Regions from separate parts of the Homo sapiens genome. Here region 2 is linked to region 1. The links are chromatin contacts, found by Hi-C in ENCODE. All regions are on one chromosome and are shown on one strand. Each heading gives the region's core, a stretch centred on a gene start or an enhancer-like site at or near the end of the contact. The rest is flanking DNA. Distances are from core to core; before and after follow the strand shown. Region 1 has its middle 130 kb from the start of LINC02181. Region 2 has its middle 24 kb from the start of LINC02181.

Region 1 (3,148 bases), core at 554-3,053:
CCGTTTTGTCTACTTAAAAACTTAAAGACAGCCAAAGGCTCCTACTCTATCCCATTTCCCTCCTTCCCTTCTTCCCCATCTTTCCAGCCCTAAAGGGAACCTCTATTCAGAAGTTGGGATGTTTCCTTCTGTCCATATTTTTATGCTCTTACCGCACATGTAGGTAGGTACCAAAACCAATACATGTTCTTGCTTCAAATGATCTCCCTGTGAAAACCTTGACTTGATTTTCCTTCCAAGTATTGCCACTTATCCAGGGCTTCTGACTTACTGTCCAGAGGTACTTCTACCAACTCACACAGCCACCCCACACTTTCTCACACTCACACCTCACACTCACACATCTCACACTCACACCTCACACTCACACCACCTCACACACACATCTCACACCACCTCACACACACGTCACACCTCACCTCACACCTTACACTCAGTCACACCTCACACAGGTCACACTTCACCTCACACTTTACACTCACACACCTCACACTCAAACCTCAGAGTCACTCCTCGCACACATCTCACACTCACATCACACCTTATGCTCACACACCTCACACACATCTCACACACCTCACACCTCACACTCATACTTAACACTCACACCTCACCTCACATGTCACACATCACTCTCCAACTCACACTCACACCTCACTCACACACCTCACACACACATATCTCACACTCACACCACCTCACACATCTCAAACCTCACCTCACACCTTGCACTCAGTCACACCTCACACACATCTCACACTTCACCTCACACTTCACATTCACACACCTCACACTCAAACCTCACACTCACGGTCACACCTCACGCACATCTCACACTCATACATCTCACACTCAAGCTCACACTCATACTTCACACTCACACCTCACCTCACACCTCACAATTACACACACACCTCACACTCACATCACACTCCAACCCACACACCTCACACACCCATTATGCTCACATCTCACACACCATACCTCACACACACATCTCACACTCACACCTCACATATCGCACTTGACTCTCACCCTTCACCCTTACATCCACCTCGCACCTCGTACGCCTCACCTCACTCTCACACCACACCTCACTCACACCACACCTCACACTTCCACACCTATTTCCATGTGCCCCAGGCCCGTGTCAGCCCAAGTGCTTCTTTTCACGTCTCTCAAAGGGAAAGGGAGGAAGAGGAGAGCCGTTGGGAAATGTATTCTCCCGATATTGCCCCAAACCCTCCGGTACCAAATACAAGAGCCGACATCGGCTTCATTTCAGAGGTGTGCCAAATGCGCTCAGAGAGGCTCGGTGACCTAAGGCCCCAGAGCTGGCAAGGAGCAGGAGTATTCCAACCCAGCTCTGGCCCTGAGCCCACGCTTTCGTCCCCAGGCAGGGTCATTTCCAGCGAGCTGCGCGCGCTCCTCCAGCCTGATGCTGCGCATGGATCAGCGGGCACCAGGGGCAGCCACCGAGCCGGCCTCCTGCGGCCAACAAGCCAACAAGCAGGGCCGGGCTCACAACGGAGGTCTTCCCAATCTCTCAGATACAGACGATTCCCGCTCAGTGCCTGAAAAATGTTAACATCGGCAGGAGCCGGCGTGGAGCACACATTCCTGACTGCTTTTGGCTGCTCGTCAGCCCCGGTCTTCACACGAGTTTATCTTTATGTAACACAGGCTTTCTAAACACTTCAACATTGCCATGAAATCAAGATAATTTCTGGCAATTAAAGACCTGACTCACCCATTGTTCCTGCGCATTGTCATTCTAGGAAATTCCCTCAAGTGGGGCTCCCGGTGACCCGCCCGCCATGTGTCAGGCCACCTCGCCCCTGGAAAGCAGCTTTTTTCCAGATTTGATCAGAACAAGCTGCTTCTCTCCCCCTGGCCTTTCCCGGAAGGAGCCCACTTTCCCAACGCTTCCTGGGTTCACCTGAATTCCTTACCAACATGTATTTCTTCCACTTTGTTATTTTTGGATTAATGTAAATGAAGTCTGTCTTGGGCTCTCTAAGATAAATGAAAGGGATGCTAGGGTCAGAAGCTTCAGTGTTGGCTCTGCTGGAGAAAGATTAAGGTAAGACTCTGCATAATGCTCTTAAACCTCCCACTTCCTTAGTGTGAGACGAGGAGGAAAAGAGCATGAGGAGAAAAAATGAAGGAAGAGGAAGAGGAGGAAGACAGGGAGGAGGAGGAGAAGGGGGTGGAAGGGGAGGGGGAGGAGGAGGGGGTGGAGGAAGAGGAGGAGTGGGATGAAGAGGAGGAGGGGGAGAAAGGGGAGGGGGAGGAGGAAGAGGAGGAGAGGGATGAAGAGGAGGAGGGGGAGGAAAGGGAGGGGGAGGAGGGGGAAGAAGGGGAGGAGGAGGAGGAAGAGGCGGAGGGGATGAAGAGGAGGAGAAGGAGGAGGGGGAGTAGTCATACCTGCTTCCATCACGCCTGCGTTTTGGACAGCGTGATGGAGGAAAGGAGGGGTGCAGGTATATGTCTTCCCTTTAAGACCACAAGCTGCGAGTTGGGCATCACTGTTGTTCACATCCCAGAATCTAGATGTGGAGTCACACCTACCTGAGACCTTAGGTCTTCACTGAGAACGAAGGGTGGGGTGGTGAATCTTGGGGAAGGGCAGTCACGCACCTGGTTGTGATTAATACGGTCACTTAAGAGAGGGAATGGATGTAGACAGAACTAGCAATTTCCGACACCCATCAGGTTGGTTTTAGTTTGGGGACAGGTATTCTATACAAACCTGTGACTGCATGCAGGGTTATCCCTCCCACGTGCGGCCAAGACTGTGTCTCCTCTTCCCAGCCTGTGTTCATGGAAAGCTGCCTCCTCCCCACCCAGACCAGAGGCGGGTTGTGAGTGCAGGCAGTTTTTGGGAGGTGACCTCAGGAAGTGTAGGGGAGTTGGGAAGGGACCGGGGGAAGGGACGAAACCAATGCAGGGTGGACTGTTGATCAGCTGACCATGGTGGGCAACCGGGGCTCCACCCTCTGGGGAGCGCTGGGAGACTGTCTGGCCCCCTTGGAGTTTGCAGCCGAGCAGGGTTTTATGTTGCAGGGCTTCACCGTCCCTGGCCCAGGGCTGCTCCTGATGACAGTGGCTCCTGGGCATTTGTGGGCTGCCTGTCTGTGAGGGGGCC
Region 2 (3,104 bases), core at 340-2,839, 100 kb before region 1:
AATGGACACAGGGTGTTTTCCTCGTGGTGACTGTTCTCACACGTATTTCTTCCGTGCACATACAAGCACACATGTGCACACACACCAGTATCTCCCAAAATGTGTCCTAGGAAGGGCATCCTATGAGAGGAATTAATACATGTCTTAGAGAGGGAAAAGTTTTTTTAAAATTAAATGTAGTTGAGAATATTATGCTAGACCAAGTGGACTAGAGTTCCCTGTGGCAGGATCTCTCGGAGTGTTTAACGTGCTGACTCTCTAATTTGTGAATCTCTAAGGTCTTAGAGTTTGCTGACCCCTGCTCTGCTCTATCTCTAAAGGGCCAGCTAGTAAAGCTTTTGGCTTCGTGGGTCATCTGGGCTGTCGCAAGGACACACTGAGCTGTTGTGGCAGGCAGCTGCCATGGACAGTCTATAATCAAATGGGCATGGCTGTGTTCCAATAAAACTTTATTTATAAAAACACGTGGAGGGTCCAACATGGCCCCGGGACATGGTTGGCCAGCCCTGTCTTAGAGTACCTTGTGCTTTCCAAGCGTATTGGACCATGAAGTTCTTTGCCAAGTGTTGCTGATGTCCCACAGGACACTTCATTCAGCCAGGGCCTGGAATCACAGCCCTGGGGCATCGTCCCACTGTCCCATGCCCATCGTCCTGTTCCTGCCGATGCCATAGCATGAGGGGATGCTCTTTGAGTATGCTCATCTGAGGACTTGGATAAATCATCCAGACTCCTATTCGGAATTTCTCCTAAATGATCCAAACCACACTGGGCTGGAAAAATTGCCCAGATAGGGTTCGCATACGTGATTTTTTTTCAGTACTTCTTGGGATCGGCAGAACTTGAGGCATGTTTTGTTACAGTACTTAGTGACTCTGGAGAGACCATGCTTTATGGAGAGCCTGATTTTTCCTTCTTTCAAATTAGTCATTTTCGTGCTGTCCTTGGGGCCTGTGTGTGTATATTTGAGGAGGGTGAAAGCAGAGAAAGGGTTAAAGTGGGAAGGAGGTGTGAGTCAGGCCTCGCATTTGTCAGCTACCGTCACTTATATTTAAAAAGTGTTCAGTCTTTGTCTTTAAGCTGATGGCTTTGAATTCATTTTGGACAGAGAGTTTTAAGAAAGGGGGAACTGTTTGTATTAAGGCAGATGTGGATATAGTCTTTCAAGGTGCTAAATTTGTGCTGACTTGGTCCAAAATACAACCGCATCTGGTTATGTCTGGTGTTGACTACTCCAAAAATGCCCTAAATTCCAGACAACCTCTTGGGCTTAGAAATAGAAGTCATTAATCCTGCATTTGAATTTAATATTTGAAATTTTATCCTAATCTTTTTTTTTTTCTTCCACATGAATTAACTTTTGAACAGTTGGAAAGAAACGTGAAGTGTTTTTATTTTGTTTTTTTGGGTTTTTTTAAGGGCATATTCTTAACAAAAGGGTATAAAATTAAACTAGGTTTGACCTTTTGAGTTGAGCAGATTTTCCACCTGGTCGGAGCAGGGAATAGGCTTCTGGGTGGGACGGCAGCTGCCTCCCCCGCTTCTGGAAGGATACTGTGTACATTCGCAGAGTGGTGTGCTTCTTGGCCAAGCCGTGATGTGAGTTCCTTGTTGACGGTTAGTAGATAAGTGGTGAGGTTGTGCATCTGGGTAGATGATCCAATTCAGAGAATGGTTCCAGGCAGCTCCAGTTCAGTCTCATCAGAAATATTTAAGCTCCACTCTCCCCACCAAAAAATGCACATAATTCTGCAGGAATCTCACACGTGGGTGGATAGGGCCAGCTTGAGTTTCATCCGCTCAGGGGCCAACTTCTTTCTGGCATGAGGGGTGCAAGCTTGGGGCTTAGACCCAGCCACCTGGGGATTTCGACTGACCTGGTAAAAGAGAGAATCTGGAAAGGAAGGGTCTGGTAGCCTGCTGGTTGGGGGACGGGAGTCGGGAGGTCCATGCGGGAGGGAGGGGGATTACCCCTTGGAGCAATGGAGGATTTGGAATGTTGTGGCTCTCAGAGTCGGGGATTTGGGGAACATGACTTCTGGCACAGATGGCTGGGGGCCTCCTTCCAGCAGAGGAGGGGGCTTCCTCCGTGAGAGTCATCGCCGCCTGCTCATAAGGGCGTCTGCTGCTTCCGACAGCCAGGGTTTGAATCTTGGCCATGTTCTACTGAGTGAAAGACTGCAGAGAAGCCACTTAACCTCTCTGAGCCTTGGTCTTCTCTTGTGTAAAATGGGAATAAAATAGCACCTTCCCCCCATGGGCTGCTGTGGGGCTCACAGGGGATGACACGTTTACTGTTGGCCTCAGGGCTGGCACCCCGTGATGGGATTAAAATGCAACTCCCTTATGTAACTCGAGATTATTTTTACTCTTGAATTTATCGTGTTCGCCAAGGCAAAGGAGAGGGCCCGCCCGGTCCCTTTTACCATCCCCCGCCTGCCTTTTTGTGACTTGTTTTTCCTTTCAAGGGTGGTCTCTGTTCACTCCACTCTGATGTCACTGCCTAAAAATGTCGGGTCCTGGCTTGGGTGGTGGAAGTGGCATGCAGGGCGATCTCTCCCTGGCCAGCCCTGTGCCCCCCGGGGCCGCCCTGGCGTGGGCTCAGGAGTTCCAGGGCTCTTTCCCAGAGGGATTTATGATTCCTTCGGCCGGGGCTGGATTGCTCACTCCAGAAATAAAGCAAAGTTATGGAAAGCTGAGGCCATAGCCCTTACTTTTTTCTTCCCTTATTCATAAGATTAATGAAGCGACAGAAGAATCAGGTGCAGGCAAAGTGTCCGGACTGAACTGGGCTCCGATGTGAAGTTGTCATCAAACGGCTGTGGGGCTGGGGCCTGTCACTGCGACCTCGCTGGGCCTCAGTTTCCTCACTTGGGAGAGAGGGATTTGCACCAGCAGACATGAAAGGCGTCCTCTGCTTCACTGATTCTATTTTAGGCAGGTGAAGTGAGTGTTTCCAAAGTGTGGGACTCAAGAGGTCTCAGGTGACACGGGCATGATTATTTCGAGCTTCCACTTAAATAATTCTGCAGGACTGGAACTGAAGTAGGGCAGGTAAGATGCTTGCCTTGGGTGAAAATTTAAGAGGACATTAAAAACCCCCA

The links. Hi-C counts contacts between places; a loop is a spot of excess contacts on that map. Pooled maps may share reads with other maps.
Region 2: a loop to region 1 is called in a pooled map, with 2.0 times the contacts of the local background. The contact joins two enhancer-like sites. A Hi-C loop is called at or near these places in 1 of 168 maps with a recorded cell type or tissue (Right ventricle myocardium inferior) and 6 of 50 pooled maps.

What each region holds. Positions count from the first base shown.
Region 1 is chr16:86,930,124-86,933,271 of GRCh38, reverse strand. No RefSeq gene overlaps it. Among named protein-coding and RNA genes, the nearest start is that of LINC02181, 130 kb to the left of the region's middle. Within about 2 kb of position 1,803, at least 7 of the 41 ENCODE cell types and tissues checked have a DNase peak (open chromatin) inside an H3K27ac peak, as active enhancers do.
Region 2 is chr16:87,032,601-87,035,704 of GRCh38, reverse strand. No RefSeq gene overlaps it. Among named protein-coding and RNA genes, the nearest start is that of LINC02181, 24 kb to the left of the region's middle. RefSeq lists a silencer at 1,846-2,019. Within about 2 kb of position 1,589, at least 4 of the 41 ENCODE cell types and tissues checked have a DNase peak (open chromatin) inside an H3K27ac peak, as active enhancers do.